Linked DNA regions of Homo sapiens: region 2 is linked to region 1. The links are chromatin contacts, found by Hi-C or POLR2A ChIA-PET in ENCODE. All regions are on one chromosome and are shown on one strand. The core of a region is the stretch at or near the end of the contact, and the rest is flanking DNA. Distances in the headings are between cores, read along the strand shown. Region 1 holds the start of UNK (unk zinc finger). Region 2 holds the start of CYTH1 (cytohesin 1).

Evidence for each region. Hi-C counts contacts between places; a loop is a spot of excess contacts on that map. ChIA-PET counts read pairs that join two places held with the same protein, here RNA polymerase II (POLR2A). Pooled maps may share reads with other maps.
Region 2: a map with no recorded cell type shows a loop between it and region 1 (8-fold over the local background). The contact joins the promoter of CYTH1 here to the promoter of UNK in region 1. A Hi-C loop is called at or near these places in 1 of 37 single-sample maps with no recorded cell type and 6 of 50 pooled maps. POLR2A ChIA-PET finds 5 or more read pairs at or near these places in 1 of 52 experiments (naive thymus-derived CD4-positive, alpha-beta T cell).

Annotation. Positions count from the first base shown.
Region 1 is chr17:75,782,894-75,787,556 of GRCh38, forward strand. UNK (unk zinc finger) reads left to right here and starts at 1,913. Exons shown (of 16, transcript NM_001080419.3): 1 at 1,913-2,091. The coding sequence starts at 1,988. MIR4738 (microRNA 4738) reads right to left here and starts at 1,714; the gene lies at 1,628-1,714. RefSeq lists enhancers at 265-444, 2,007-2,585, 2,175-2,574, 2,586-3,163 and a silencer at 1,975-2,114.
Region 2 is chr17:78,779,483-78,784,398 of GRCh38, forward strand. It overlaps CYTH1 (cytohesin 1), which reads right to left and starts at 2,791. Exons shown (of 14, transcript NM_004762.6): 1 at 2,720-2,791. The coding sequence starts at 2,741. RefSeq lists an enhancer at 793-892 and silencers at 1,911-2,310, 2,571-2,850, 2,891-3,050.

The sequences.
Region 1 (4,663 bases), core at 663-3,162:
CTGAGGCAGGAGAATTGCTTGAACCTGGGAGGCAGAGGTTGCAGTGAGCCGAAATCACACCACTGCACTCCAGCCTGGGCAACAGAGCAAGACTCTGCCTCAAAAAAAAAAAAAAAAAAAAAAAAAAAAGGCTGTCTCTCTTACTTCGTAGTCATGCAGGTATGTTTCACTTTTTCCAGATTGGTACAACGGAGGAAAAGCAACACAGGAAATGAGGAAGAATAAAAAATGTTTATACAATGAAAAAAAGCAGAAGAAAACAAAACAAACAAAACCCAACAGTGAATGTGATGTAGTCTTGTAGGCTACTGTCCTAGTTCCTCTTGTTACCAACTTGCTGAGTAACTTTGTGCAAGTTACTTAGCTTCTCTGGGTTTCGGTTTCCTCTTTTGTAAATTAAGCAGTTTGGATGATATCATCTCCCAACTCCACCAGTACACACTTATTCTGAAGCTCATGATATACATCTATTATTTAAAATCCAGTGCTGTGAACTCTATTTCTTCAGTCAGATCACACTTGAGTATTGTGAGGCTAACATAAACCAAGTAACTTGCGTTTAATCATAGGATTAAAGCAATATACTACAACTTTTATTTGTCCTTTTGTAATTTTTCATTTTCAAACGCCCCTAGTGGCTAAACGATTTAGCCTGTTTAGGAAAAACCAGTTTCTCAACTCTGTGATGTGGCTTCTGATGTGAGGGAACTTGGAGCTAAATAAAATAAGTATGTGTCACTCAAACATTAACGATTTTCCATTAGCCCCACCACCCTTCATCCCTAAGGTTATTTGGAATGTGTTTCTTTAATGAGATAATCATTTGTTAATATAATCCCATCTAAGAAAATATAAATCAAAACCAGTGGATTTGAAATAGATTCAATATGAAAAACCAAATTAAATGACAACGGTTAAAATATCTACGGAGAACATTCTAAAACTCACAGAAACAAATGCCTAGGTCTGGGGCATCTGGCTTATTTTATAAAGTGAAGAACTTTGCTTGACTGGTGGGAAGCAGAGAGGGGAAAGATAATGTCCCAAGTAAAAAGGCTGACGTCCAGACAAGAAAACTAGAGTGGATAAATACGGGCACGCCCTACTCAAACCCAGGCCTTTCCTCTGGACCCTGTGATGCTTCTCAACACTGGCAACTTGTCAGTGTACCTCAGAGACTATTCTAGGCGGAGATTAAATTCGTCCTTGGCCCTTAATGTACTGGAAACAAGTTGGTCAGGCCAGGTGTCAGGCTGAGAAAGCACACAAGTCGTGGAGTTCCAGGTGTCGAGTTTGGCAAAGGTAAATGAAGCGCCTCGGCAAAGGCGCGGGAACTGTAGCGTGCGGTGTACCTCCTCCTTAGCAAAGCTTTCTCAATGCCTCTTAGGTTAGACCCGCCGCAGGGATGAAGGGGTTGCTGGCGGATTGCAGGTGCCTGCAGCACAGGGCCCAGAACTAAGAACCGACAACACAGATTCTTAAGCCCTGCTTGGAGCACTGCTCTGAGCTGGCATTAGAACCGAACCTAGCTGTACTAAGTATAAAGGCAAAGTAGTTATGACACTGTTGGCAGTGAAATTATACTTGGAACTCTTTCGCAGAAATCGCTAGGGCCTCCCTAGCTCTGGGCCCCTTCTCCTCCAGGCGCTCCAGTTTCATGGAAAGGCTTCCCTATGAAACTGAAAACGCGCTGGTAAGAAGGAGAAATGCGACCGGACTGCAATTCCCAGAAGCCGTCGCAGGCCCTCAGCATCCGGGACACTAGCAGCAAGGATCCCTGGGTATTGTGGTCCTGTGCTTTGCCAGCAACCCTCTGCCGACGGTAAAATTCCAGCCGGACATAGAACCACAACTCCCAGCAACCCCTGCTGCCGTGTGGGGGGTCTTCACGTTCTCGTGGCGCGGCGCAGGCGCACTGGGTCCTCGGCGCGGACCGCGCAGACTGAATAATAAAAGGGGAGCGGCGAAGAGGCAGGAAGACAAGACCATGTCGAAGGGCCCCGGGCCCGGCGGCTCCGCAGCTTCCTCGGCGCCCCCGGCCGCTACCGCTCAGGTGCTGCAGGCACAGCCCGAGAAACCGCAGCACTACACGTACGTAGAGCCCCCCCCCCCCCGCCGCGCGCGCACGCCTGACGTCAGCGGCCAGCGTGAGTCACGCGCGCAGGGAGAGCGCGAGGCGGCCTCTTCCTCCCCCCCTTCCTCCTCCGGCCCGGCCCAGACCGGTTCCAACCTGCTGGGGCCGGTCCCAACTGCCTCCAACTGCCACCAACCTCTGGTCGGGCTGTGGGGCGGGAAACTCGGTCCCGGCCGCCGAGTGGGGAAGGCGGGAGCTCGGGATGCAGAGTGCACTCTCCCTAGGCCAGGCCTTCGAGGCCTAACTGTTCCTCAGACCATAAAACCACAGTAGTAGGCTCCTTTGGGGCAGTGAGAAGTCCAAGACACAACCAAGAGGAGTTCCGTGGGGTCCAGCCCCAGAACCCACCTATGAATGATGATTAACGTGAAGTCCTGTCAGGAGATTCCGTGCAGTTTGCGCAGGAAGCCTTTTGTGTCCCTAAGGCTCGTAGGTTGTCCACGAGGGCCACACTTGCTTGAATTCACAGTCGACGTAGATAAACATGCAAAGATGGAAACGTGTCCGTGCGTGCCCATGACCGTTTCCCTCGCGGGCTGTGCGGAGCCTGAGTCTGGGAGCCCGAAGGTGATGGGTTCCAAGTATGTCTGCAGGCTCAGCAGAAATGTAGCATTAGAGGGAGCCCCAAATACTGACACTACAGGAGTCCAGCAGGATGGGAAAACCTCTTCCTGGAAGTCTTGCATCTGTGTGCTTTTAGGTCGCTGTCTTCATTTCCTTCAAGCCACGTTAAGCATTCCCTAGAGTTAGGTGATGTGGGAGAAAGATGAATAAGGGGCGGTTTCTCCTGTTAAGCAAAATGTTGCTTTCCATTTTCCCTGATGCTCTGTGAATGCCTCTCATCCCCATGGGCTCCTGAGTGATGTGCATGTTTAAAAGGATCCCCAGCTGCGAGAGGTTTTGGAACCTGGGGGGTTGAACAGCTCTTAAGTTGTTCAGTGAACGAAGAACAGAATCATCTGTTGGAGTAGAAAGAACTCAAACCAGTCAGGAGGAACTCTTGTTATAGAAGACCTTGGGAAACTGTTCTGGGGTTGGGGAACATTGGTTATAGGAAGTGTATGGTTTCTTTGTGGGATTCTTTGTTGTTGGCTGAAATCATTTAAGCTTCTTGACTACAGTCTGACTCACGTTAACCATTCCTTTTCTGATATGGACATTGCTTTCCTGGTCCTTTCTTACTGGAGATCTTTCGCAGTCTTTCCATTGATTTTGGTGAGATGTTCTTAGCTCAAAGACTACTGATGAGTTGAATGGTGTAGTCTTGATTTTCGAATCTGGAAACTTCACGTAATTGGAACTTCTTTATAATCTCTGGTTGCTCAGATCACTGTTTTTAGCAAAATAAACACATTTTGAGTCACGAGAGTCTTGGCTTCAGCAACTTGTGTTTCTGTGTTGTGTTGTCATTGAGCATACTATGGAATCTGTAATAGAAAGGCTTTCTTATTTTGGAATTGACAGGTGAAACAAGTGAACAGCTGATTAAATGTCAGTATCTGAGTCTTTGTCCTCTTGATGCTCATTTGTTTAAAACCTGTCTTTCCTGCCGGGCGTGGTAGCTCTCACGCCTGTAATCACAGCATTTTGGGAGGCCGAGGCGGATCGCATGAGGTCAGGAGTGAAGAGACCAGCCTGCCCAATATGGCAAAACCCCGTCTCTACTAAAAATACAAAAAATTAGCTGGGTGTGCTGGCGGGCGCCTGTAATCCCAGCTACTCAGGAGGCTGAGGCAGGAGAATCGCTTGAACCCGGGAGGCGGAGGTGGCAGTGAGCCGAGATCGTGCCACTGCACTCCAGCCTGAGCGACAAGAGCAAAACTCCGTCTCAAAAAACAGAAACAAAAACAAAAAAAAAGCCTGCCTTTCCATTCCTTGTGGGTAAGTATAGAGTAATGGGACCTGGCTCTTGAGGTGTCTTAGGAAATCAACAGGAGTAGGTGAAATAGCCAAGCTTGATGGGAGGTTGTAGGTGTTCTTATCTCTTTGTCTGTTCATATGTATGTGTGTTTTTATATTTGTATTTCCAAAAATCAGAGATAGAAATCAGTGGTCTTTCTTGCTAGACTTACTAGCATTCAGAAGCTGTGATGACCTGGAAAACTTCATCCCCTAGTCCTCCTAGGGCTGAGGTGCAGGGAGCATGAGGACACATATGATGGAACCAGCACACTTGCTGGCTCTGATTTTTCTTTTTCTTTTTTTTAAGATAGGGTCTCTGTCATCCAGGCTATAGTGCAGTGTCACCATCTCAGCTCACTGTAGCCTCGACCTCCCTGGCTCAAGTGATCCTCCCACCTCAGTCTCCTGAGTAGCTGGGACTACAGGCACACCTGGATACATTTTTTTGGTATTTTTTGTAGAGACGTGATTTTGCCATGTTGCCCAGCCTAGTCTCGAACTCCTGTGATCGAGCAGGCGCAAGCAATCTACTGTTGGGCCTTGGCCTCCCAAAGTGCTGGGAGGCCACCACACCCAGCTTTTTTTTTTTTTTTCCTCTTCTTAAAAGAGACATGGGCAGGGTGCGGT
Region 2 (4,916 bases), core at 1,541-4,040, 3.0 Mb after region 1:
AGCCCCTAAAGAAGTCCGGGTACTAATCCCCAGAACTTGTGAATAGGTTACCTTACATGGCAGAAGGGGAATTAAGGTAACAGATGGAATTAAGGTTGCTAATCCTTAGCCTTGATTATCCAGGTGGGTCCCACTATAATCACAAGGATCTTAATAAGAGGGAGGTAGGAGGTCGAGAGAAATGAGAAGATGCTACCTGCTGGCTTTGAAGATGGAAAGGGGACTATGAACCATGGAACACAGGTGGCCTCTAGAAGCTGGAAAAGGTAAGGAAATGGGTTCTCCCCTGAGCCTCCAGAAAGAACCAGCCTGTCCGACACCTTGGCTTTAGCCCAGTGAGACCTATTTTGGACTTCTGACAGCAGAACCCTAAAACAAATGTTATGTTGTTTTGAGCCACCAGGCTTGTGGTAATATAACAGGTATAGGAAACTAACACGCCCTGCTTCCACTTACCTCTTTCAAGTACAAGTTCATGTCATGCCTGGTGGCAAAGCAGTCACTGTATTAAAAGCAACCAGACCAATAGCTTCCTGCCCACGGCAGCAGGCAAGAACACAAGAGAGGCCACAAAAGCCTGGTAGGCAGGACACTGGGATCTGAGGGAAATTAAATGGCAAGAGGAGGCAGAGAAAAGAGCAGCAGGCAAAACTGCTGTCGGCTTCTCAGCAGTGGGCAGGAGTGAAATCTGGAGGGGCTGAACAATCTTTTGGGGCCAGCCAGTGGGTGATTTTTCTTTTAATCACAAAAGGAGGCTGGGAGCAGTGGCTCATGCCTGTAATCCCAACACTTTGGGAGGCCAAGATAGGAACTGGAGTTCACACCAGCCTAGGCAACATAGGGAGACCTCCCTCTCTACAAAAAGAAATAAAAATAATTAGCAGGGCGTGGTAGCCCAGGCCTGTAGTCCAGGTTACAGGAGGGGCTGAGAAGAGAGGTGAGAGGATTGCTTGAGCCAAGGAAGCAGAGCGTGCAGTGAGCTATGAGAGCGCCCCTGCACTCCAGCCTGCGCAAGAGAGCTAGACCCTGTCTCAAAAACACAACAAAACAAACAACAAAAAAATGCACAAGCTGCTTTTACTTGTTTACTTATAAGGTAACAAGTGGGCTGGGTGTGGTGGCTCAGGCCTGTAATCCCAACACTGTGCGAGGCAGAGGTGGGAGGACTGCTTGGGTCTAGGAGTTCAAGACCAGCCTGGGTAACATGGCAAGACCCCATCTTTTAAAAAAGTAAAAAATTAGGGCTGGGCGCGGTGGCTCATGCCTGTAATCCCAGCACTTTGGGAGGCCGAGGCGGGTGGATCACCTGAGGTCAGAAGTTCAAGACCAGCCTGGCCAACATGGCAAAACCCTGTCTCTACTAAAAATACAACAATTAGACAGGCGTGGTGGCACGCGCCTGTAGTCCCAGCTACTCAGGAGCCTGAGGCAGGAGAATCGCTCAGCTCACCCAGGAGGCCGAGGTTGCAGTGAGCCGAGATGGCGCCACTGCACTACAGCCTGGGCGACAGAGTGAGACTCCGTTTCAAAAATAAAATAAAATAAAATAAAATAATAAAATAAAATAAAATAAAAAATTAGCCGGGCATGGTGGCGTGCGTATGGTTCCAGCCACTCAAGAGGCTGACGTGAGCTACGATCACGCCACTGTGCTCCAGCCTGGGTGACAGAGCGAGATCTCGTCTCTTAAAAAAAAAAAAAAAAGAAAAATGTCCCATTAGTTATTAAACTAGAATTGGGTTCCATTTGGCCACAGAGTTCTGCTTTATTTGTACTTTGCTACCAAACCACAAAAGTTCACCACTTGTTCTATTTGCCATTCTTCCTTTTAATTCCTCATGAACAAACTTAATAAATTAACTACAGCATGTCAAACAACCTTTTGCAACCCTTGCAATTTCAAACTCTTGGAGGGAGGCACCCCTGGCCTGGGCCAGCAGCCTCAACGCGCGGGAGCGAAGGGAGCGGGACAGCGGCTCCGCTTGCCAAGTCCCCAGTCAGGGGAGGAGCGGCGTCCCCACCGCGGTGCCCCTCGGGCTCCACACCCGCGTCTCGGCAGGCGGCGACGCACCGGACCGGCGGCTACCGGGCCCAGACTCCCGCGGGCAGGGCCGTCCCGGAGCCCGCGCCTCGCCGGCGGCGCCGCTCCCCGTTCTCATTTCTGAACAAAGACGTGGACCGGGCACAACTCGCTGACGCCGAGAGCGGCCGGAAACTGCGGGGAACGCGGGCCCGGCCATCCGCGCGTCCGCCCCGAGCCCCGCAGAGGGGCGGCAGGGCCAGCGACCTCCACCCCTCGGCCCCCCGGGACCCGGACTGCGACCCCTGCCCCGGGGACCCCAGCGACCCCAACGACTCTCATCCCTCAGAGCCCCTGAGATCCTGCCCCGCGACCCCAACGACCCTCATTCCTCAGAGCTCGCGGCGACCCCTGGCCCCGCGAGACCGCGAGCCCGGCCTGTGACCCCCGCCCCAGCCACCCACATCCCTCAGCGCCGCCAGCGACCCCGGCCCCGGCGACCCTCATCCCTCAAAACCCCCTGCGACCCCCGCCCCGCGAGGGCCCCGCGCACCGCTCGCCCGCCGGTCGCCCCGGGCTCCGCGTCCCGCACCAGTGTCCCCGGGAAACGCCAGCCGCCGCAAGCGCTGCCGGACGGCCGGGCCCGGAGGGGACTGGGGGACAGCGAGGGGGAAGCGTCCGCCGCCGGGGCGCACTGACCGTAGCTGTCGTCCTCCTCCATGGTGCGGGAGCCGGGCTCCGCGCTCCGGCTCGCCGCTCGCGTCCCGCCGCGCCACCCGCGCCCCCGCTCGCCTCAGCCCGGCTCGGAGCCCCGCCCCCGGCGCCCCGCGCCCCGCGCCCCGCCCGCCCGCGCCTGCGCCTGCGCCCGCCCCCTGCCCCCGGCCCGAGGCCCCGCCCCTCGCCCGAGGCCCCGCCTTCCTCCCGCGCGCGCCGCACCCCGGGTACCCGGCCTCCTCCCGAGGCTCCGGCCTGCGCACGCGCGTCCACCCGAGGCTCCTCCCCTGCCCCCGCCTCTAGACCACGCCCCCGTCCCGAGACACACACACCCCCCCCCCTTCTCCCGGTCCGCCTCCTGGGGCCGAGCAGGTTTCGGTTTCTGAAGGGCGGTGCAAGTCCCCGGGGTGGCGGACTCGACCTGGCCTGCAGCCAGGCTACTGCACGAAAGCCCAAGGTCGTGTCCGGCCACTGAAGGGCAGGGTGGTCCTTGCTGACGCCAACCTGGAAGGTCAGACCCGGCCCCAGCTTGCCAGGGAGGGCCCGGTCCTTGGCGAAAGGCCACAAAAGCTATTTGAAGTCATTTACTCCTGCGTTCAGAACCTTTACATGCTGTATGTCCTAAGTTTACTGCTTCTACTTCTTTTTATTTGTCCTGAGTTTTACCTGGGTCAAGATTGAAAGGAGGGCACTTCAAGTCCCAGCGTTTTGGATTTTATTTATTTATTGGAGACGAGTTTCGCTCTTGTTGCCCAGGCTGGAGTGCAGTGGCCCGATCTCGGCTCACTGAAACCTCCGCCTCCCGGGTTCAAGCGATTGTCCTGCCTCAGCCTCCTGAGTAGCTGTGATTACAGGCATGTGCCACCAGGCCCGACTAATTGTATTTTTAGTAGAGACGGGGTTTCGCCATGTTGGCCAGGCTGGTCTCGAACTCCTGACCTCAAATAATCCGCCTGCCTCGGCCTCCCAAAGTGCTGGGATTACAGGTATGAGCCACCGCGCTCGGCCTTCTCTTTCTTTATGACAGAGGACAATCCCACTGCTGCAGAATGCCAGCACCAGAACCCCCCTTTCCCCCTGCAGTCACTTGTGGCTCCTGCACCCTACACAGAACACTCACTGAGAACTCCACAGAGATCCCTGGACTGCTGGGAATTTTTTGGACCAACCAAAAAACGGGAGTAAAAGCCACAGAACTCTTTCCTTGTGGGCCCACCTGTCCTGAGTTTTACTATTTTTCTTTTTCTTTTATTTATTTATTCATTTTGAGACAGAGTCTCACTCGCTGTGTTGCTCAGGCTAGAGTACGGTGGCACCATCATGACTCCCTGCAACCTCTGCTTCCCAGGCTCAAGCAGTTCTCCCACCTCAGCCTCCTGAGTAGCTGAGACTGCAGGCACCGGCCACCATACCTGGTTAATTTTTGTATTTTTTGTAGAGACGGAGGTTGCTAGGTTGCCCAGGCTGGTCTCGAACTCCTAGGCTCAAGTGATCCTTTCTCTTTGGTCTCCTTCCTTGGCCTCCCAAAGTACTGGAATTACAGGCGTGAGCCACCACGCCTGGCTGGATTCATGATCTTAACCTTCACTGACTTTACCAGATTGTCCAGTTTTACAGGTGACCTTAGAGAGTCACATTTTGGCCCTAACGTGTCCTTGGGCTTCGGCGTGTGAGGTCAGAGACCCAGCTGCATTTTGTTCCTCTTGGCCTAGACTTAGGACACTTTTAGAATTGACCCCACATTGACCTGGCAAATCTTCTCAAACCATCTGTCACATGGGCTAATGGAGCACTGAGCCTCTCCCCCAGTATTTGCCATCCTCTGTTTCACTCCCTACTTCACTTCTAACCCCAGACTCACCAGAAGGTTCAAGGTATCTTCGAGCTGGCTTTCTTCCCTTATCAGTATGCAAGTCCCAGACCACCTCAGCTCTTGCTCAAAGACCAGAACTCCAGAAGAAAAGCGATTCAGATGGCATGTTAATTCTTACTATCAGCACTCTAGACCTCTTAGCTGAACTCACCAACTGAATAGATTTGGAGAGGGAGGGATACTGGTATTACTGCTAATCACAGATTAGCAGAGAACATGACTGTTTACAAATTCTGTTCCCTTATATTGTTCCATTAGACTGGTGTTTTTCAGCTGGGTGAAGTGGTTCATGCCTATAACCCCAGTACT